3 separate regions of the Homo sapiens genome follow, and all the other regions are linked to region 2. A link is a loop called in an ENCODE intact Hi-C map of the cell type or tissue named here. Cell type or tissue: HepG2. All regions are shown on one strand. Region 1 overlaps EHF (ETS homologous factor). Region 2 overlaps APIP (APAF1 interacting protein). Region 3 has its middle 4.6 kb from the start of LINC02707.

What was found. Peaks named below come from ENCODE experiments on the same cell type or tissue, not always from the same donor. Only the 100,000 strongest peaks of a DNase experiment are listed, where the experiment ranks them.
Region 1: a loop joins it to region 2, with 14 times the contacts of the local background. A loop is called at or near these places in 13 of 110 quality-filtered maps.
Region 3: a loop joins it to region 2, with 4 times the contacts of the local background. A loop is called at or near these places in 4 of 110 quality-filtered maps.

Annotation. Positions count from the first base shown.
Region 1 is chr11:34,650,337-34,658,336 of GRCh38, reverse strand. EHF (ETS homologous factor) reads right to left here. Exons shown (of 9, transcript NM_012153.6): 5 at 6,727-6,795; 6 at 6,532-6,600; 7 at 1,367-1,429. Among named protein-coding and RNA genes, the nearest start is that of EHF, 33 kb to the right of the region's middle. RefSeq lists an enhancer at 7,444-7,693. In HepG2, a CTCF peak has its summit at 4,125; DNase peaks (open chromatin) are centred at 2,096, 2,806, 3,296, 4,146 and 1 weaker place; H3K4me3 peaks cover 1,728 bases.
Region 2 is chr11:34,887,161-34,895,160 of GRCh38, reverse strand. It overlaps APIP (APAF1 interacting protein), which reads left to right. Exons shown (of 7, transcript NM_015957.4): 2 at 51-151; 3 at 4,609-4,657; 4 at 6,292-6,409; 5 at 6,733-6,868. Among named protein-coding and RNA genes, the nearest start is that of APIP, 25 kb to the left of the region's middle. In HepG2, CTCF peaks have their summits at 4,120 (motif pointing right) and 4,876; DNase peaks (open chromatin) are centred at 3,340 and 4,130.
Region 3 is chr11:34,562,258-34,570,257 of GRCh38, reverse strand. No RefSeq gene overlaps it. Among named protein-coding and RNA genes, the nearest start is that of LINC02707, 4.6 kb to the left of the region's middle. In HepG2, CTCF peaks have their summits at 4,651 and 5,142; a DNase peak (open chromatin) is centred at 4,647; H3K27me3 peaks cover 439 bases.

The DNA of each region.
Region 1 (8,000 bases), 240 kb after region 2:
TTTTACAAATCAGGAAACCGAGGCACAGAGAACTTAAGTGACTTGATCAGGATCACACAGCTAACTAGTGACATAGCCAAGACTAAGCAATAGGTCTTAGGTCTCCTAAGCCAGGGGGAAGTTTCTTCTAGTTATTATCCACAAATTGCTTGGGGTTCACTTCAACCTGTTACTTCCCCAGAGAGCAACTCTCAACCACTTTTATCCAGTATCTCAACCAATTAAATTGCTTTGACCCAGCAACTGTGTTTCAGCCAAATGCAAATCAGTAAGGGTCTAGAATGTTTACTCCCAGAATAGATGAGGGTGGTAGGGAAAGGGGTGGTCACGCAGGGACTGGAGGACCCAATTTGAAAATGAAGCCACTACTGCAATAAGATTATCAACCAAATTCAACTTTACTCCCACTGAATTTTTGATGCCCCACCCCCACCCCACCCACCTTTCGAGGGGTTGCATTAATATGGTTTTGTGGGATTATGTGAAAGAGCAGATAAAGACATTCTAATTCCTCATAATTTCTGGATTATACCTTTTTTTTTTTTCTGAGACAGGATATCACTCTGTGGCCCAAGCTGGAGTACAGTGGTGCAATTACAGTTCATCACAGCCTAGACCTCCCTGGCTCAAGCAATCCTCCTGCCTCAGTCTCCCAAGTAGATGGGACTACAGGCACGTGCCACCATGCCCAGCTAATTTTTGTATTTTTTTGTAGAGATGGGGTCTCGTCATGTTTCCCAAGCTGGTCTTGAACTCCTGAGCTCAAGTGATCCACCCACCTCAGTCTCCCAAAGTGGTGGGATTACAGGCCTAGATTATACCATCTTGATTTCTTTCTGTGTTCCACCCACAATTCCATGTCTCTGATATTTCGTATATGTTCATAAGATTTTATTACTGAAGGAGACCCAACTCCCAAAGAGCAGTGTTGAATCTTAAGAAAAAACAGTCATTTCTTGGAATGGTAACTCCACAAAGGTAGGAGGCCAACATTTAGCAAAAGAAAGGATGATACATCTCAGCTGTTTCTTCTTATCTCGCTCCTCTTCCCACCCTTTTCTTCTGGGAGAGAGGAAATTGCCAACCCCATGCCTGCAAGCAGTTCTTAGGCACTGGGTGTCTCAGTTTTAGAGCACATATGACAGAACAGGGAGGAAATGTCCAGTGGGGCTCCACTTTGAGAAACAGCTGCAGAGGGGGCTTACTTTGCTAGCAAGTGATGCCTCTATTTTCTCACTCCACCCTGTTTGGGATGAAGACATGAAGGCAGCAGACAGAGGCGATATTTGCCAAAAAACTAGTGGCCTCCAGATGTGCCCGATGTGATGGGAAGGACCAAAGGCCATCTGAAAGCCAGCCAACTTACTGTGCTTTTTGGTGTGGCACTTGGCAGGGGGGTCTTGCTCCTTTTTCATATCAGGTGACTCTGCTAAGGAGAAAAATGAGAGGCGTTTAATTGACCTATTTCCTATAATTCTCTTTTTTATTCATGCATCCACTCATTTAAACAATATTTACTGAGCACCTACTGCATGCCTGGCACCTTTGAGTATGTGCTAGTGAACCAAACAAAACAGAGATGATAAATGCTATGGAGAAAAATGATGCAGGTTAAGAAATGGAGATAGATGTATGGACTTGGGAATAATTTGCAATTTGATACAAGGTGGTCATAGGAGACCTCTCTGATTCCACGACCTAAAGGATATGAGGGAAAAGGTCATGCAGAGAGCTTGTGCAACAGCCTTCCATGTGTAACATAGAAGTGCAAAGGCCCTGAGGTTGATGTGTGTTTGGTATATGCATGCTGTAAGAGGCAGAGAGGGAGGAGCTGAGGTTCTGATCATTAATCCCTTATGGGACTTTTAAGGACATGACTCTGAGAAAGATGGAAGCCATTGAAAGATTTAGATCATTGAAAAATTTGTGGTTTTTTTTTTTTAGCATAATAGAAAAATGTAAACATTTATAACAAAGGAAGATGACTTTTAAGCCAGAGGAGTGCCCTTTTTTGGCATGCAAAGTTACATTTTAATCAGCCTGACAAAGGCGCCATTGAGTGGCCCAAGCTCAATACAGAGGGCCACAGTGGACTATGGAAACACAGATTAGTTTAACAAATGACTCATTATGGCAACCTCTGCGACTATTACCAAAGAGGAGATGATGGAGGCGGACCTGGGAAATAAAAATTCTTCTCAGAAAGAAAACTAAATGATCTAGCCGTGTGTGTGTGAGTGTGAGTGTGTGTGTGTATATGTGTGTGTGTGTGTGTGTGTGTGTATTGGGAGGACCAAAGTAGATCTTACAAAGACTCTCACACTCAAAAATCAGCCAATTTTAATACAAAGTAGTCCCTAAATACAAGCCAATTATTTTAAGAAATTGGGCCAGTAAAACTGATCTCTTTCATGTGCCCTTCCTAAACTAGGGTCCACTGACCCAGTGTGGCCTTCAAGGGCCCCTGGACTGACTGAAACCATATATGAAGGGAGAGGGTTCACAGCATCCATTCAATTATCAGGAGAAGCCTATTATTCAAAAAAGCTATGAACTGCCAGCCATTAGCTCCTAATTAAATTGGTTAAGAAAAAAAAGCTACTGTTTATTGAGCACTTACTATGTACCAGGCACTGTACTAAGCACTTTAAATGAATCACTTTATTTAATTCACACAATAACTCTATGACACAGGTACTAATATGATCCACAGTTTTCAGCTGTGGAGGATCTGAGAAACAGAGGGGTCAAATGACTTGACTAGAGTCACACAGCTGGAATGTGGAGCCAGGATATGAACACAAACAGTTTGAATCCAGAAGCTTTACTCATAACCATGATTCTATGTCATTTCCAGAAATGGTGGCCGGCACATAATCTCCCTTTGCACATAACAGATTTCACACAAGCCTTTCTTGCCAAGAATCAGGTTCACTTCTGTAATGCTCTTGTTAGTAGAAAAGATAATTTCAATCTGACAATTCTATATTTCCCAACGTTCATGGGCCCTTTCAACCATCTTATCACCCAGCTAATCAAGACTCAGTGTTCCCAGCAATTTCTCGAAACGTCATGGCAGGATGGAGAGAGGGATTTAATAAGACCTCAGTAAACAAGAAACCTCTCATCCTGGTTAAGAATTTCTCTCCTGGCATTGTCACTAGCAGGGCCTGCACCTGACTTGGGTTTCTCTGAAATCCGAGAGGACAAATTCACAGGAAATGCAAGGAGACTTCACTCTCCCTCCCTGTAGGTTGCAGGGTGAGGTTGCAACATCCCATCAGGATGTGACAATATTGCGACAGGTCTGGCATCCACCCCGGTTTCCAAGTGATACATCACTCTGACAGGGCCACGTTGTACTGCAGACAAAGAGTGGCATTTACCCAGCAGGCCACAAGCAAAGCTCATTTTCAAATGACATCCAGGAGGGATGCAGGGCCATTATTTCAGAGCCAGGAGTTGAATTCAGAAAAATACAAGAGTCTCTCAGTATATTGGCCTCAATTATTGTTTGTGGGTTCCTAGTTGATCTAGAATCAGTTACTTCAGAGTTCAGGTGCCTTTGTGAATAAGACGAAAACCTTGGACCCTCTCCTCAGAAAAAAATGCACATATATGTACACATGAAATTTTGTCAACAATTTCAGGGGGCTGTGGCCCATGCAGCAGTCCATGGACTCTAAAACCTCTACACTAGATAAACCATGAGGAAATATTCTTTGAGTTGTCAGCCGTTTACCCAAGCTAGGCTCCACCCAGCTAGGAACGTTCTTTTTTTAATCCCCAAATAAAAATCTTTCCATCATCATAAAGGGGAATAAGCAGTCAAAGGCAAAAGAAGAACCTAATTTCTTCCAGACCTCTCTGCCTGTTGCAGTGTGCAGGGGTAAGCCGTGGAATCACTGGCCTGCTTTACCACTGATATCTTTTGATCTTTAACCTCTCTTTAATATGTGTCCTTCTTCTGCCCTAGGATAAAAGTCAAGACCTTTGAAGTTAGCCATGTGGTTAAGTGATTCATTCTTATAAAATAATGGCTTGCCCTGGAGAAGTTGTCCAGCCTGGCTTTCTCTTGCTTGGCTCCCAGGCACTCCAGGCCAAGGTCCTATCCAGTCCAGGCAGGGGCAGCAACAAGCCACAGGTTTGTGATGCAAGTGAGAGAGCGTGACTTCAGCTAAGCTGCTTCGCAAGAAGCAAAGATTAGAAGCATTTGCATATGATTCAGCTGTGAGCCATTTCTTTACGGGATATACAAATTTCAGTGTTCTAATAGACCGTGCCACCCTAGCTTTAGGCTCAACAAGTCAGTGGATAAACACATCAAGCCCGAGCTGGCATGACAGGCTGGAGGACTGTCGAGCAGAACAGGACACCGGCAGCGGGCATTTTATGAAATGGGCAGATGACAGAGAAATCAAAACAAAGCCTATTTCCCCACCTGCGTTTATCACAGAGGGCATCAGTTTACGCTGGGCCTCGCCTTAGCTCAGCTGGTAACTAGCATTAAAACATAGAAAGATATTTCACTGCATTCAATTACATGGGAGCTCGAAAAATAAAGACTCAGGCAAATGACCAAGGTTTTTCCGGGGTTCTGCTTCCATGCAGTAGAGACTATAAACTATTCTGAAAGAAACTGACCCATATAAGGCTGTAATTAACTATCCTACTGAAGGGCTATTACCCCAATGAATACACCAACCCCAGAGACTGCATTGATTCTTTAGGGCCTGGGTGATTGATCTCATTTTCCAGCCTGGGTTACAATCACAGGATAGAAATGGGGAGCTGCAGCAAACAAGGATCAGAAGGGTAAGGAGAGAAGATTCCTGAGCCCATCTTAAGAAGGACTATTGAAAAATACAATCGGTGGACTCAGGAGAGAGCGAGTTCCTTGCTACTGCAAATGCAAAAGCAGAAACTGGCCTCTAAGGCCCCTATTGATTTTGAGATTCTAGAAGGTGTAAGTCAAGATGTAGAAAAGAGGATGGCCCAGCTGTCAGGGCAGCAGAGCTGTAACTATGATGTTTTTGTTTCCCGGGTGCCTCAAGACCTACTAGCCCCTGAGGCTCAGGAAGTGGTTGGTTCAGCTTTATTCTTAGTTGGAATTTTTTGCCGTAAGTCAAAGACCCAAGTGGAAGGATGGAAGGATGGAAGGATGGAAGGATGGAAGGATGGAAGGATGGAAGGATGTGGGAGATGACACTGTAGGAAGTCGCAGAGGAACTCAGAGTGTGACTTGGGAGGTTTCCTCAGCCCTGAACCCCATGGTCTTGACTGAGTGGCAATGATTGCCACAGAAATTTTACCCCGGTTGGCTCAGTTCCCCCAGAATAGCAAATACACAGCCAAGCCTTGCCAGTGTTTGATCTATTCCCTAATTTTAACAAATACCTCAAGTGACACATAATGCTAAGGACCACTGGGGGAAGGAGAAGTCGAGAGCTATGCTGGCCTCAGCTCTTAATCTCAATTCCAGAAGCATTTACATTGGCTCCCAGCCCCATCTCATTTAAGGGGCTTGACCCAAACAAAACCTCAAACCAAAACCTTTCATTATTTCAGTTCTCAAAAGCAAAAACAAAAACAGAAAAAAAGAGGAAGGAAGGGTTGCAGACTAATTTCTTTCACAAAGACCCAATTAAATCCCATTTCTGAAGTTGCTCCAAATTTAATTCCAGGAGAGAGGCACTATCACTTGTGACTGATGTCTAAGTGCCATTTCATAGACCCAAAGAGATCCACAAGTTCATACTCAGATCACGGGAAACCATAAGATCCTCTTTCAACCATTTCCCACACTGTACACGCCAATGCACCTATTTGTAGGTGGGGGTGGTAATCTGAAATCCCCTCTCCCAGACTCCCAACATCCCAAACTTCTCACCCAGTGTAACCTTGGTTAAGGAGCATGGATAGCCCCAGTTGCATCCAAGCTTAACCAAATGCAGCTAAAGTGAACGTAACTCATAAAATGCAGGTGCTCTGACTGATTAGAGAGCACTGATGAGTCATCGGAATTAGACTTAAAAACTGACAAAATAGTGTAACTGTGGGGATTCTGGAAGTTTCCAATGGCTACCCCTTCACCCAGAAACTATCACTACAGGTTCACGGACCTTTGAATTTTACTATGAGGTATTCTTTCTCTAAAGCCAAATGTAGTTTGTTGAAAATTAAATATAGCCTTATTTCCCATAAGTATACCCAAATATGAATAATTTTAGCAGCTATATTGCAAGAGTAAGTTTTCATTGAAAATAAAGAAAAGCCTAAACAACTTTTATTGTCACAACAGAGTGACTAGTTTCGTAGGAGACCAACATTTTGCCTAGAGGATCCCTACGGGTCATCTTCGATGTACAAATATTGCCTCAAAAGCAAACCTCGTCTAATGGTAACCCCATCCCTTTCCTAGCCCTTTAATTAGAAAGACTCCAGAAAGGCAGAAATGTAGAGTGTTGGTAATTCCCACTGATTCTCCCTAAGCATTAGGCATACCCAGCCTCAGATGTGATGACAGCTTACCAACAGGAAGGTGACTGGTGGTTGTCATGGAGATCTGAGCCCGGCAGAAAGTTTTGCTGTCCAACAAATCTGTGGCCATGAAAAGATAAAGGACATTTAGAGCACCCCCTCCCCCCACCTCACAATAGAACACTGTGGCTCTTAGACAAACTGAATAAGAATGTAAAGGGCCTTAAGTGTCAGGGAGTTAGTTACCTACTGTGCTACCATAGTTGGTGTCATATAAATAGTTCTCGTCTTTCCAGGTGTTCATGATGGAAGGCTCTACAAAAAATAGAGAAGGAGAATAGTCAGCGATCTCTTTTCCCCAGGGAGAAGAGGCTGCGTTTTCTAATTCATTGTTCATCAACAAAGTATGGGGGGTGAGGAGTGGTCCTCAGAGACAAGGGATATGATTCTGCTTCAGCTGCGTTACTTTATAATAATGTTGTCTAATTTTCCTTTCAGCATCCTCGGGGAAATGGCCTCATCCATGTGTTCTGTACCTATTGCATTTTTAGGGAAGTGAGAGAAGTTGCAAGAATGGGAACCTGTCCTAGACCAAGTGGTTCCTGGGAATTTTCCTAACCTGGCTTGGCTTTGTTCTGCATTCTACTGCATAATCACCAGAATATTTTTACCCTAGAGTGTGGTGGGGGGGAAGGCCTTGTTAGGGATTAATTTATTTAAATGTATAATAAATAATTAATGAGGCCTTGGGGGGTTAATGATATTTCTTTCAGGAAGAGTCTTGTCAATCTTATCACAGTTTCTTCCTTGCTGAAATCCAGAGATTTGTCATCCAAGTTGGGTGACAGCCCCCTCCCTCTAGGATTTTTCCAATTAGCTTAAAGGATGACATAAAATTCTCAAAACAAAACCAAGGAGAAGGGGTGGACTGTGTTACTAAATCAAACAAACACCTTTTAAGAGTGAAGCCCCACTGCCCCATCGCAGAAAAGAAGTGCTCTTGTACTCTGTCTCTCTTTCTCTTTCTTCTGTGTGCTGCGGTAAACACCTCTCACTTTGACTGACTCTTCAGATTTCAGATTCAAAGGGAACTCCCCTCCACCTACCCCAAATGGAGCTCAACTCCTACGCAACCCCCAGATCTGGGCTGGTCTCCAACAGAAGCATTTTGTTTCTTGGCTAGCCAAAAGCTGTAAGATCTCTCACCTCGTCCTCACCAGAAACTTCCTGCTTTCTCCTCACCGCAGACCTAGGTTACCCTCAGCTCCCCTCCTTGCTGGGTTCTGAGTTTTAGGGCCGGGGTGTAAGCCACTGACTGAGTTTCATTTTGTTTTTATAGCACAAATGATACAAAACCTGACTTACTGGCTAAGTCCTCGTGTTTACGACATAGGGATTTAGCCGGTATTTTAGCTAATAGCTACATGTTTGGACACCCCAAGCCCAATCTCTTGGGGTTACACCCTCTCTCCTTGTTGGGTCACCTTGTACACCTGTTGTTGTCTCTGAAAACAAACTGA
Region 2 (8,000 bases):
TTACTTGATAAAATGATGTCTGTTTTAAAAATCATTACCTTCTTTTTAAGGACAAGGAGCATCCAAGATACCTGATCCCAGAACTTTGCAAACAGTTTTACCATTTAGGCTGGGTCACTGGGACTGGAGGAGGAATTAGCTTGAAGCATGGGTAAGTTTCTGGCAGCCTTTATTACTGGGAACTCTCCATTTGAGTAGACCACAGCAAGTCTAATGTGTTATATCCAAAGAACAACTGATGATCAGTTTTATGTGATACTGAAGGTCTTTAGTTTCTAAATGGACAAGTGGACATTTGTGTAACTGAATGGAAGCAATGTACAAAAGCTGCAGATATGTCAAATAGCTAAAGACTGAAGATCCACAATTTCAAATCACAATAACTTAATACTCAGTTTTTGAGTACCAGAGTTAAATAACATGCTACCAAGTATGTTCATATACCTGAGATTCTAGAGGATCCTCTCTAGGTAGATAGGATTTGTTTCAAAGGTTCAGGTACTTTGGTTTTTGAAACAGAGTCTTGCTCTGTCACCCAGGCTGGAGTGCAGTGGGGCGATCATGGCTCACTGCAGCCTTGACTTCCCAGGCTTAAACAATCCTCCTACCTCATCCTCCTGGGCAGCTGGGACTACAGGCATGTGCGACCACGCCTGGCTAATTTTTTCTGGGGTTTTTTTTTTTTTTTTTTTTGTAGAGACTGGGTCTCACTAAGTTGCATGGGCTGGTCTCAAACTCCTAGGCTCAAGCAACCCACCTGCCTTGACCTCCCAGATACATATTTCAAAGTCACTTAAATACAGATGACTAATCATTAAAAATCCTAATAATTATTTTTTATTGAATCAAAAGAACGGCAGTATGCTTTCTAAGCACCTGTATCATTAATGAATATAGTGCCTGCTAATCTGTATTCCTCAGAGGACAAAACAAGATGTACTGGACTTAAATTGAAGCAGAAAGGATAAATAGTATTCAATTGCTCATTGTATTTATTTAGTGTCATTTATTCAAGAAGATGAAGAAATAAAGTAAGTATTAGTAACTGTGAGTAAGAAGTAACTTGCTATCAATGAAATTAAGATTATAGAATCTCATTCAAGGATTTCCAATACAGGATTAATCTTTTTTTCCTCCTGAAATGTGTTAGGAATATTATTGTCTGGAGGTTGTGTGTTAAATTGAGTGATGTTGATTTATTACTTCATTCTAATTCACTTTCTTTAACAAAATTGGATTATTAAAATATTTATGTGCTGTTGAATATATATAGTCATGCCCCCAAGGAGGCTGCATTGCATATTAAGGAATGGAATGTAAAATATAATCAGAACATTGGGAACAAAAGGGATTCAATGGTACACCACAAGATGATGCCATTATAATTTTATCTGCTTTAAATTACTGAGTTAACTCATGAAATTTTCATTGAACATTGGGAAATGACAAGAGGTTCCTCTGTTAACAACTGGCACAGTTAGGGATAAAAGTATGCTCTCAGTCTAGTAAGATTATGTTCCATATGGTAGATCAATAAATCCATCTGTGCCTCCTCTCTTACCATCAGCCTAGTTGCTAATGTGTAAATACAGCATTGCTCAAGCTTTCACATTATTTTGCCAAAACTTTCAAGATGGCCTATTCACAGCAAATCCTACGATAACAACATTTATTCTTGTTTCATGTATCCATTTAGAAGTTGAGTCCCAGTAATATAGTTTCCCAACTGTATTATTTATAATAAATCATATTCTAAATGCTGTCTTTAGTTAACTGCTTTTTATTTGCATGTTCAGAAATAGTTTGTGTATGTATAAAATAAAGCTTTCTACCAAATGAGCTAAAATAACCATTTCCAACTGGCTCTTTAAAAAAACTAGCAAAGTTAAAAATAGGTGAATGCAGGACTCAAGATGAAATATTTTTGATCAAAAAGACATAAAGGACTATGTTCTTTCTAGTAGAATTTTACTAATCCATGCACTACCATTTTATGTGACCACCATAAACCACTCATTGGCGCATCTTTTAAAATTAAATGGGCTTTTATAGCACTAAAATCAGCTCATAGGAAATTTTCATCATATATGTGAAATGCTTTATCCTTAGTTCTTAATGGGTGTGGAGGTCATGGAAGGAAAGAGCCACAGTCACATGGCACTGTATTTGGAATCTTATTAAATTTGTGCTTTACATAGTAAAATGAATATTTTGTAGTAAAATGTTGGTTTTTTTCCCTAATATTTAAATGACTTAATAAGTCACTAGCATTATCAGCAATACTATTCTCATGTTGTTAGTGAAAGTTTGGCTCTTTGATGCTTAGGGCAAATAAATTTGGAATAAAATGCAAACGCAATAAATTATGTTTCCAGAATAATACAGACAATAAGCTCTTTGGGAACATAAAATGATTTACTAATTCCAAGATTTGACTGGACCATTCCAGCTTATGCTACAAGTATGTGGTACCAAAAATTAAGTCAGAAGAAGGAAATAAATGACCAAGAAAATAATAGTAATCAAGGCAATTCCAGGATACTCAATAGCTACTGTGTTTAGGTTGGGTCGCTATCATTCAAATTTATAATTTCCTGTTTTCACAGAGTAATATTGACAGGTGTCAGAGAGACTGATCCTGTTGCATGTGATTAGGACTACAATTAATAAAGTCACATTGTAGACAAAATAATTGAGGCACTATAAGATTTAAATTATTTTTTAACTGACCAGAAAGCAAATAAAAATAGAAGCAACTGAACATAGATGTATTTTGACCTCTTGGGGTTTGGCCCTTGCTTACCACAGTGAAAATGCAGGAGTACAGAGAAGTATATTCCAAAATTTAGTAACTTGAAATTCAAAATGCTTTCTGTTTGTGGCTTAAAGCACCAAGTAGATATTTCACTTTAATATTTGGCATGTTTCTATTCTAAAAAGCTCTGTCATTTTTATATTTTTATCCAGATATCTCTTTCTTTGTAGGTGTAAATATATTTTTCTAAAACATTTGGCTAATCTTTTAATTACCCAAAGTTCATCAAAGTCTAAATTAATTTCCATTTTACAAAGACATTTACAACATACCAAGTCACTTGAATAAACAGAGTACCCTTGGTTTTCCTACTTTATAGATGGGTTTTACTTACCAGCAGACCATTTTGTACTTTATTTGAGTCTATTCCCAGGACTGCATAAATTTCTCCCCACATAAGAAGACCCACAAGTCCACTTATCTGTGGAGGTGAGTGGACCATGTACCATCCTAGAGCTTCTTCCATGTTACACAAGGACACAAGATTTGGATCACTGGTATTCACAAAGAGCCCTTGTTAATAGTATGATCCCAACCCATTCTCACTGGTTGCAGAGGAATGTCCCTTTATGTTATCCTTATGTTGCAGAACTCGGAAACAATAGCCACTTCATGAAAGCAAATGCTCGCGTGCAGCTAACAGTGCATTGGATTTCCACTCACATTATCAGACATTTGTTTTCTAGACTTTATCAGTGGAACCTTAAAGAAACTTTGATTTCACCTTAGATTTTTATCGGTTCCAAGCCTACAGGTTTATTAGCAACCTGAACTTCAGCAGCTTGGTATATAGGCCATCATCCTCATTTACACTATGAAATGTTTGATATTTGTTCAATATCCCTGTGTCTGTGCCTTACTAGCAGAAACTAGAGCATGCAGGTACTGGCATTTTCTTGGTTTGCATATATGCAGTAGCTCATTAATACTCTCTGGCAGCAACTGAAACTGGTAAGTTATCAAAGATATCCAGCGAGAAGAGAAAAAACCTGATATGTGAGCCAAGGGACGTTTGTTTAGTTGTTGTTGAGGGTGGAGGGAATTTAGAGAAGATTTGAAATTAATTTCCAAATCAAATTTGAGAGCACCTTGTGGTAAATGGTAGTCTATAGCATCTCCCTTAGTCCAACATCCTGTAACAAAGAGATCTTCACATGTAGCCATTCTGATATTTTGAACTCTTTGTAGTTGTTTTAGCTTTATTACTAAATTTTTTTCCAAGATATGTATGCTTTTCAAATGGGAAGCATGTGATTCTATCCAAAAAGTAGCCCAGTGTTAATACAGTAATTTAAGAAACTGTCCAGCAGAGGTCTCTGAACTTCATGGTTTAAGAAGAGCATTTCAAACAATAAATCAAACCTGATTCTTTGCATGACAGAAATATACTTCTATTGAGCATATTTTCCAGATTGGATTTTAGAATAACTGTATTTCACATAGGTTAAACTCTGCTTATTCATGTTTAAAGACGCTGAAAACTTATGTTTTCAGATTTTTATTCCCCTAACAGGATAAAAGCCTGGTTACCACCAACTTTGCACTATAAAAAGAATAAATATATATGAAACGTAGAAGACAAAAGCAACAACTAATATTCTACAATGCCACCAGCACTACAAAGGCATTGATGTAGTTTGGCTTTCTTTCTATGCAGCCAAAATCCATAATTAAATCAAGCAACTGGCTGTATTGCTTGATTTATAAAGAACATGCATGATTGGACTGCAAACTTTTCTTTGTGCAAAAGCAGGAAATAAATAAATACCAATTTGTATGTTTTGTGTTGCCAGCGATGAAATCTACATTGCTCCTTCAGGAGTGCAAAAGGAACGAATTCAGGTATGGTAATGGGATTCTTTAACCTCAGTGTCTTTTCTTCTTAATTACTGTTTTATGAAATGGAATTAATTTTAAGAGAAAACATTCATTTTATCATAGCAATTTGAATAACTAATCAGCAAACATTTATTGAGTAATTATTAAATGTTTTGTAAGGTGGTAGATATCTTCCATACAACCGGTGTATGTTTTGAAATCTCATTCAACCTATAGGGGGCAAAAGTGAATAGTGCAATCTTAAATCACAGTAAAGAGCAATTATAACTTTGCAGCTTTATAACACTACGATCTTTATCAGGCTGGTGGAATAATCAGATTGATGGTCTCAGATGAACCAAATTAATTCATATTTCCTAATAGCAAAGTTATTCTAATTTCAGGATTTCAAGTTATGAAACTTTGTTTCAAATTTTGAGAAGTCTTATTCTGTGTTAATGCCAGAATAATACCCCAAATCTAGTTAAAGCAAACACATAATTATTTAACTTCTAATGCAAGAAAAAAAAGAAAAGCTGCTTTGTTAATAAAACATTTGTATTGTAGTTTTTTAATAAATCCTGGCAGATAAAAGCTACAGAAATACGCATGCTTTACTGTATGTGGATCAGATACCCATCAACAGTAGACTGGCGAAAGAAAATGTGGTACATATATACCATGGATTAGTATGCAGCCATAATAAAGAACAAGATCATGTCCTTTGCAGCAACATGAGTGGAGCTGGAAACCATTATCCTAAGTGAATTAATGCAGGAACAGAAAAATCAAATACCGCATGTTCTCACTTACAGTGGGAGCTAAACATTGAGTACATACAGTCACAAAGAAGGGAGCAATACACACTGGGACCTACTGGAGGGTGGAGGGTGGGAGGAAAGTGAGGATGGAAAAACTGCTGTCAGTTACTATGCTTATTACATGGGTGACAAAATAATCTGTACACCAGACTCTTGTAACATGCAATTTACCTATGTAACAAACCTCCACATGTACCCCTGGACCTAAAATAAAAGTTAAAAAAAAAAAGAAAAACCTGTAGATCTACATAATTTCTTAAGCTTTAAGAAGAATATACCTTATTGAGATTAACCTTTCTGAGTACCATCTAAATTTCTCAAGGGTTAGAAAAATTACTCAAAATTTTGCTTTTATCTAACAAAATGTGGGGAAAAAAATTTTAACACCCATCTTTGGAATGTCGATTTCTTTATATAGACTTTCTGAAATACAGTTGTGAAATTATAGGGCAAAGTTGAGAAGCTAAATTGTTGAAATGACAGCAGTAACATCATTACATAAATAGTAATTTTCCATATCATTTTTTGTCTTCAAATTTTTTTTAATTTTTGGGATTTGTATTAAACTTCTGAGAATATTTTTACTAGTAGAAATCACTGTTTTATTTCTCAAAATTGCTAAATTATTTTGAGAAACTATAATTATATATTTAAAATGTAAGTTAAATATATGCATATATTAGCACTCTATGTATATGTATACTAAATATACACACAAGTATGTATACTATAGATAAACTTTCTTGTATTCTTATGTATATGTACACAAGAAAAGGAACATTTCTAATTGATATTTTACAAGCCTTCTTTTTTTCTTTTTTTCCCCTCTATAAATAGCCTGAAGACATGTTTGTTTGTGATATAAATGAAAAGGACATAAGTGGACCTTCGCCATCGAAGAAGCTAAAAAAAAGCCAGTGTACTCCTCTTTTCATGAATGCTTACACAATGAGAGGTATGCAGAAAATATATTCAACATAAAGAATATTTGCAGAGTAGGCTCCTCTAAATAATGGTAATTATTATTTCAGTTAACATTTCTTGGATACCCACCATGTGCAAGAACTTGAAGTGCATGAACTTACTCAGTTCTCACATCAACCTATGAGGAAGGTCCATTATTCCACTTACCCTCCTGCCTACTACCAACTTATTCCATGCCAGGAAAAATAAGCCCATAACCATATGTAAATATAAGTATAACTATATGGACTTTTTTTCTTTAAAAGCTATAATTCAGTCTTCATTGAGCATGCGGCTTTCTTCTTCCTCCTTCAGGAGCAGGTGCAGTGATTCATACCCACTCTAAAGCTGCTGTGATGGCCACACTTCTCTTTCCAGGACGGGAGTTTAAAATTACACATCAAGAGATGATAAAAGGAATAAAGAAATGTACTTCCGGAGGGTATTATAGGTATTTTTTTTTCCTTTTTCTTAAATAATTTGAAAAGAATTCTTCCTTCTCTTTGATAAATAGAATACTGATCATTTTATGCATATAATGAGATGTCGTGGGATCTGTGTTAAATAATACTCCATTTAATATTACACTTCTAGACCTATTCTCATGACACGAATGGGATGTCTTCCCTCCTCTCCCGCCCCTACCCCAGCCATGGTAAATTATTAGTAATATGAATAATGAAATGTTTGTTTAAACTGAAAAAAATCTTGACTGAGATCTCTATCATGATGGAAAGATTATGTTCCTGTATTGAGGCAGCCAAAGATATCTTCAACTTCACTTTGTCTTCAGAAATTTGACCAGTGACTACAGTTTATACTTCATGGTGATTTAATTTAGTATTTCTGGAATATTTTCATATTTATGTAAGTTTTTTTAATAAAGTAGATCTCTATATTTTTAGAATTTTTCAGTGTTTAAGGTGAAATGGATAGTAAGTATAGATTACCATTCTAGATCAGTTTAAATAAATTCATCAGTCCACAAAAGTGTAGTAATTCTTCATAATTCTAGAATATAACGGCAGGAAGAAACATGTTCTCAGTGTTCAGGGACAAGCTAAGCATTTCATTTGAGTTTATTAGCATTCTCATTCCTGAACCTTCACTCTTAATTTCCTAAAGGGCTTGATTCTACCTTGCCTTGTTTAGAGGAAAACGGTGCCAGTTTTACTAAAGTGTTATTACCACAATATCATATTCTTACTGCATGTAATGGAATGTGCATGTTTAAACTAGTGCACTGAGAAATTGATTTGATTTCAGTTAATATTTATTGTGTGCTTAAAGCATTCCTCAGGACTGTGAAACACCTGTTTACAAAAGTTAAATATTTAAATTAAGAGAAGTGTACATACTGAGGAAAGTAGAGCCCCAGATTGCCTCTTCCATATCTGGGGCTGAAGGAGAGGCCTTATGGGTACTATCAGTTTCATATGAATGTTATTGTTTTGGTGAGGAAATAAAAATAGGTCAGAAGAATCAGTTTTTCTGAAAAGAGTTTGGAAAAAGTAAGGTAGAGGAACAGGGCATAAGAGAGAGTCTTTGCAATTTTGTGGAGAGGCCAAGCATGGTGGCCCTTT
Region 3 (8,000 bases), 320 kb after region 2:
CCTCTCCTACATAGGAATTTTGGAAGCTTCTCTGCCCTTCCCACCCTTCCTAGATATCTAATACTTGAATCAGCCCTACCAGTAGTCAACATCCTTTGAGATTAGAGCTTCACAGCCCCTGGTGGAAGCCCACTCCATCTGTGAATGGCACCTTCTGAACATTTTTTTCCTAACCATTTGGTAATACAGATTATGAGCCTGAAAGGTTCACATTCCTTATAAACCGGTAATTAATTTCTTGATTCTGCACAGAGGAAGTGCCTCTCAATATGATAAAAGTTCAACACAAAAATATGTTTTCACAACACTGTTTAAAACAGCAAATATTTGGAAACAACAGAATACTAATAATGGATGGCACACCCACTGGATTCTATAATCTTCAGCCATTAAAAATGATGTTCAAGGCTGGGGCCAATGGCTCACACCTGTAATTCCAGCACTTTGGGAGGCCAAGGTGGGCGGATCACCTGAGGTCAGGAGTTCAAGACCAGCCTGGCCAACATGATGAAACCCCATCTCTACTAAAAATGCAAAAATTAGCCAGGCATGGTGGCATGCACCTCTGGTCCCAGCTACTTGGGAGGCTGAGGCAGGAGAATCATTTGAACCCAGTAGGCGGAGGTTGCAGTGAGCTGAAATTGTGCCACTGCACTCCAGCCTGGGCAACAGAGTGAGACTCTGTCAAAAAAAAAAAAAAAATTCCTATAGAGAATATAGCAATACAAGAAGAATGTAGAATACAAAAACATGTTTATGATGCTGAAATGTTCAAAGAAACCAGTACACTAAATTCAATATTCATTAGGCTCCATTCATATTTTTAAAGGAAGGAAACCGATTATAAAAACGACTAAAAATGATCCCACTTATAAGAGGCGCCAAGAATGTCAAATTCATAAAAACAGAAAGTAAAATGGTGGTCACCAGGGTAGGGGGAGGGGAATGGGGAGTTATCATTTAATGGATATGGAGTTTCAGTCTGGGGTTATAAAATCTGGAGATAGATGGTGGTGATGGTTGCACGGCAATATAAATGTACTTAATGCCACTGAACTCTACACTTAAAAATGGCTACAATGGTAAATTCTACGTTACATATATTTTACCACAATTTAAAAATGCACCTAAAAAATGACTAGAAGGAAATAAACCAAAAGTTAAGAGAAACTGTATTTGCGTAGACTTTGTTTGATGGTTTTTGCTTTGTTTTGCTTTTTTCCTATTTCTAATTTTCTGTATTCTCTAAACTGTCTACAAGGAATCAGTTTAGTTGTTCTTGGAAAATCCAATAGGTCTTCTTTTTAAAAACTAAGTTCAACATGATATTAAATAAAATAATGTCTAATGTCTTTCTACATGTTTTTCAGGGCACTAATAGCACAATTTCCTCACTTAGGTTAAATATTTTGCCTAGCTTGATTACCCTGCCCATTTTACAGGGGAGGAAACTGAGCCTTATAAAGGTCAGGTAACCTCCTGGGATCAGAGTGTGTTGGCAGGAACAGTTTTGAGAATGATAACCATCAAAACCTCAGGCCATTTTTTGCTGAATGTGGCCAGCATAGACCACCAGGATTCAGTTTGCCCTTGGACACAAGTTTCTTCAAGAAGGAAGAAATCCATCTATTAACTGGGATTCCAACTAGCCTCTACCTTCAATTATTTTTTTAGCTTTCATGATAAAGAAACTTCTGATTTTTTAAAAACTATCTTGAATTTAATCCAAAAAAGTCAATTTCTTGATGGATCGTATAGCCAACTAATAAACTTCAGCAAACTTCTAAAGTTTCTGCTTTTCAAGATTAGGGCACTGGGGACTTGAAACTCTGGATCATTAAGGACTCAAGCGCAAGAGGTGGGACACACTGAGGCAGGAAACTTAGACTCAGCTATTTTGGAATAGTTTTTTTACGGCAAGGGCTAGTAGTGGTTTAATATTATAATTTCATACACGTTCATCAATTAGAATATGAAATTACCCAAAGCACCCATTTCTCCCACATTCTGATTATTTTTTCCTTTAAATAAACAAGCAGAGAGTATCCAGAGGACTTATATCTTAGGCTCTGAAAGGTACAATGAAGATGATCCCACACCTGTTGGTGTTCTAGGCATCACTTTTCCTAGTCCCCCTTCATTCTGATTCCCAGCTAACTTTGAGTTGCCTTTATTGCCAGCTCAGTGACCTGAAGAATAAAAAAATCAGGTAGTTCATGCCAGACACAAGAAATATTTATAAGCCCTTTGCTAAATCCCCTGAAACAAAGAAAAGCAATTCTAGTATCCAGCACCTAGTAATTAAGGAACAACGCCTCATTAGTAACAGAGGGAATATAGAGCAATGAGAGGTCTCAGCCCAAACTCCTGCCGAGCCTAAGAACCAGCTGTGTCAGCGGAGGAAACAGATACCAGTGAGTCAGTCATACTTAGTATGCACTGACAGCCATCAAATTTAGAGGGCATTTTGTGAATCCACATGGGATTGTCTTCTGGGGCTCCAAATCCCGTGGAAATCACAAGAATAAGATGGAGCCCCTTGGAAATAGTTAACTCCAGAGAATTCATAGCAAAAGGCCTAACCAGGCATAGGGAAGCAGCTTCATTGCAAATGTCAACTCTGACCAATGGGGCCATGCAGGATGCTGGATTGCAATGGGTCTGAGTCTATGGTCACAGAGAGGAGAAGTGGTGTGCACCCTTGTGAACGTGTCGGGAGACAGGGGCTGGCAGCAACCATGTCAGGCATTTATTTGCCATCTCTGGCCCAAACTGTCATGAAAATTTCTCTTCCAAAAAGAGACTGCCCAGGCAACACGAGTCTTAGGCAAAATTGAGAAGAAGATAAAGTTCACTTTTAGCAGACCTCGCTCACTTTCTTCTAACATTCCCCTTCTCCCAGTCTCCATCACCCAATTAACTTTATGTTTTCTCACTAATATCTCAGCCCCTCCATTTTCTCCAGGGAGCTAATGACAAACAATGATTTGAAGAATGTACATCTTAAGGGAATCAAAATGTCCATCCAACGAGCTGGTGCGTGGGCACGGGGACCACCAGATGGTGAGAGGAGAGGAAAGGGATTCTCCTCACTCCCAATCCCATCCCTCCCCCACGGATGTCTCTGACAGAAATCCCTGAATCTGAAAAAAAGGAGAAATCAGTGTTCCCACTGCTTCATCCCACCAGCCCTAACTCTGGTTTCCTTCTGTTACCAGCACAAATACAAAGAGTTTTCCACAAAATCTCAGGAACAGTCCCAAGACCCACGTTAGCCTAACTAGAAGCGTCACACTGGGCCCAAGAAAGAAGTCACGTGACACTTTTTCTGGGTTTATTGCCTTCCTCCAATAACTACCACTAATTCACCTACACCATCCCTTCTCTCACCCCAGACCTGGCTCAAGGTGCCAAGAAAGATAGAAGGATAGAGAAGGAGAAATTCAAATAATGGAGGAAGAACGGACATTGTGTGGCCAACACTTAGATACCAGCCTTCTAAGGGACTTCCATGTGTTCCATTTGACTCTGTGCCATAGACAGATGCCCCTCAGAACCTCTCTTTCTCCTCAAAGTCCCAAGGATTGGCATCCCAAGCATCTGGCTTGCGGTCTCTGGCATCCCTGCCCAGGACTCAGAAGCCCACTGCACACAAACAGGTACATCTGCAGGTGGAAGAAGGAAGGGGATGCACACCCAGAAGCCATCTTTATTCCTCGTCAAGAGGAAGGACAAAGCAGGCTTGGACAAAGGCAGAGGAATATAGACTAGGCTCTCCCTACCTCATGTCTGGGGTAGTACTCTGTCTGACCCAAAGGTGAGACTCCAAGCTTATTGCTATAAAATCTAGATCCAAGCCTAGCAGGCTGAGCTCACTAGAGTAGAGTGCAGTCTTTGTTCTGGCTGCGTATGCTCAATTTGCTTGGGAAGCAGACCCAAGGTCACCCGAGGACACTTTCTATTCTGTTCTGAACCAAAGGAGTTTAGAAGCTACCCTTGCAAACCTCTAGGTCTCTGGACCCACTTCTCTGCCCCCAAACATAGCTAGGAAATTTTTTAAAAATAATGAATGAATGTTAAATAAATGGGTGAACTAATAGCTAACTCAGGCCCTTCAAGACCATAGGCTATCCCCAGAGACAAGCTTCTTTGACTAAATCCTCAGCTGGGAAGGATTAAAGGCCGGTCACCCCACCCTCTGCATGGAGGCAGCTGCTCTCAGCAAGCCTTCTTATAGCTAAGTTAGACTCACCAAGGGATTCTCTGTTACCTCCTACCCAGTCTTTGTCCACCCAGTCAGGACATGGTGCCTCTACTGGGCCAGCCAGCCCAGCACTCATCTGGCCAGCCTGGCTACTCCCTCTTCCCTGTGCCCACCAGGGAGAGAAAGGCAAGTACGTGGCACAGGTGAATTGCAAGGACTGACTTCAGTATAAATCATGGGTCAGTCATTTTTGGCTGAAAAACTCAGCAAGTTACTTAATTCCTATGTGTCTCTGTTTCCTAAACTGTAGTCAGGGGATAATGACATCTACTTCATTGGTATTAGACTCCCTTCACTAGAATGCAAATGTCACAGAAAGGGGCTGCCAGGATGCTTAACCTCAGGGCACACCATTCATAAGGTGGCCCATGTATGTGGCTCCCCCTAGAGTTGTGTGCTGTTAATTGCATGTAGTAGCCCTGCCACCAGAACAGGGATTTTGTCTGTCTTGTCCCTTGATCTAAATTAAGCACCTAGAATAATGCCTGGCTCATAGTAGGAACTCAATAAATATGTGTTGGGTGAATGAATAGAAGCTTTGTAAGGATTTAAGTAAATAATTTTCATAAAAGGACTGTCTTTTGAGTCAATGCTCAATAAATGATAGTAGTGATTATTGTTGTTGATAATGTTATTAAGTATAATGGGAAAAACCTTTCCCCCCAGCCCTGCCTTTTATAAATCCATGGGTGTGAACTTGAATGTTGAGGGCCATTCTCCACCAAGCCTTCAGCTCCAGATGAGAATGGCTTAGCCCACATTTTCTCACCAGGTTACAGGAGACTTTGCCCTTCTCACCTGTCTTGTCCTGGCCTTCCTGCCTTCAGCCCAGCTCTGCCCCTAGTCTGACCCCAAGGCCACTACAGAGCAACAGGACTGCCATCTGGCTGCCACAGGGCTGGCTGTCTCATCTTCATGTAAAAGTCAGGACTTTCCTCTTCTCTGCCTTTTCTTGGCTCCCTCATTTGGCACCAGGGACCCTATTCAGGAGCCCAGTCCTACTCAAAGGCCACAGCTCTTTCTTGGAAATGACACAGACCTGAAAACAAGGGGCTCAAATATCTTTGCCAACAGGGACATTGCATAACAACAGCACCGTGTTCTGGGTGAAGGGAACCCTGTTCCAGAGAGGAGAGGGAATTCTTCCCTCCACTCGGGAGGCTGTGTGGATTTTTAAGCCACTTCTCCTTTGTAGGGACAGATTTGGTTTTGAAAATCAGGTGATCTTGGCTTCAGCCTGCAGGTGCCTCTCCTTTCCCACCGTCACCACACCCACAGGGACAGCCTCCTTTCTGGAGACAATAGGTGGCTGCCACCTTTGTAGAAAATGAAGTGTCAGGAAGGAACCCACCCCAGAAATAGGACCTCCCTGAATGCCTGGGATTCCACTATTAGTGATTCACTCCTTTGAGTTCAGCACCACCCACTCTCTGACTGTCTTGGAAAACACAAATTCTCTTGGTGCGGGGGGCGGGGGAAACACATTAAGCTCCTAACACCTTGAGTGAAGAAATTCATCAGGTATGTTATTTCCTCCTGATGGAAGCAGTATCTGGGTGCTTGGCCCTACATACTATGGGGCTAGAGTGGGGCTCACCAGAATCGAAGAAGAGAGAAGATTTGGAAGTCAAACTAGGTCAGTGTCACCAGGTTTCCCAGAGCCGGGCCTGCCTACACCCTCCAAAGACAGCTGGCTCTGGAGCTGTTTATTTTCATGAGTTGATCACCAAAGGATTAAAAGAGGCAACACACACAAAGGGCCTACCTCCATACCCCCCATGTAATAGATACTTAACAAATGTTAGTCTCTACTACCCCTCCCATGAATGGAAGAATATATTTGTCTTTCTGGAGAGGGCTGGTCTGTGCCTGCCCCTCATCTTCAGGGACAGGGCGAGTCAAAGAAATCAGGTTTCTCTTCCATTCCTTTTTAGAATGTGGGTCCACTTCTACCCAGCAAGTCCCTTCGGCCCATCGCTCCTTTGCTGCTGCTATAGGAGAGAAAGTAAGAGAGGGCCAGGTGAACAGGCTTAAGTGACTGCTCACTGGATACCTGGTTTCTCAGGTCCCAAGGCTATGAGAGTCTGCAGAGTCTCTTGCTTGGCATTGATTGGAAAGCTCTGCTTTCTGATTCTGCAAATTCTCTCCAGAAATCCCAGCCCTGTCTGAAGAGAATTGCAGAGCTGGAAAGGGTACCTCCTTTGCCCTCTGGCTTCCAGTTAGACTCAGCCAATGCAAGGTACCAGCAGGAGACTCCAGGGAAAGAGGGGAGTGATATGAACTCTTTATTTCCCCCACTCCCTCCGTACAGGGCCAGAGTTGTGGCCGTAGCTGTAATCCCCTAGCTACGGCCACAGCTCCTGCCAGGCAGTCCCCTCACCCACGGTGCCAGCAGTCACTAGGTCCATTTACCTAGTGGTGGAAAAGGTGTCCTGCTCTTGCTAGTTCCTGGTGCTTTCCCAGCTCTTACTGATCATCATCCCTCTACCTCCCATCCATCAGGGTCATTATAAGGACAAAATGAGACTACAGATACAGTTTCTTCACAAATATCTGCTGAGAAAGGAAACAACCTTAAGAAAAATCTTCCCTTAGGAAGAGGCCACATAGATCAGGACCACAGTGAACATCGATAGGTCACCCTGTCTATGCTCAGCCAATCCATTCTCAGGATCCCTGGGCTCATGCAGAATGTCCAGATCCACTCTGTCCATGTGCAGCAGCACTTCATCCATCTGTAGAGCACAGATTTTAAAAAAAAAAACTTCTCTTTTTGGCTGTAATGGTCATTTTTAGTCACTTCTCTGGGCAGTGAGAATTTCCCCTCGAAGTCTACACATTGGCTAAGCCAATGAGAATTTGATTTCAAATGTTACACTTCCCCAAAGAAGGATGGAAAATAAACAGAAACAAGTTTGTCCCTTTTAGTCCCTTTCTTTTTGAAATTATTAGATTCACACTTTAAATCAGAATGCAGGTTGTTCTCCCAATCCTGGAGTCTCTGAGTGACCAAAAGAAAAAAAGATGACAGAGCTGCAAAGACTCATAGAGTACAGCATCGAGTATGGCAAGCCCCCATTTTCAGCTAGGGAAATGGAAGCTCAGAAGTTGGAAACGACCTGCTCAAAGTCACAGAGCCTGCATCAAAACTCAGGTCTCCTGGCACCCCAGATCAGCAGCCTTCCCACCACCCCAAGGACACAGGCAGCCTAGCCCCCATTTACCCAATTAGAGCCCTTACTCTGCTGAATTTACTCATGTTTCCCCTACAAGACAGTAAGCTCTATGAAGGCAGGAATCAAGCCTTGTTTGCTATTTATCCCCTGCCTCTGTGTCTGGGGCACTAATTCCATCTTGAATGAATGAATGTTTTGCGTACACATCTCTGTGTTTCTGGACATCAGACATTTTAAAACATGACCACTTCCATCAGCCCTCATCTGTCAGCATCGATGAAGAGAGCATTCAAAGTCATAGCTCTTAGAAAAAGCCCCCCAAGGCTATCCTTGTGCAAGCCCCACTGTGGGGGTCCTCACTCCTGAGCTTTGTATACAGGAGAAATCTGGGACAAATGAATATCCAGAAAAGCCTTGGAAAGAAAGAACTGGCCAATCTCATTTACTCTGAGAAGTGACTTTGAGCCGACAGAAGAGCAGCTTGCTGGGAATGTTTTCATGAAAGGCAGCCCACCACTCGGTGATTATTACTTATTAATAGCTGCCATTTATGGGATGCT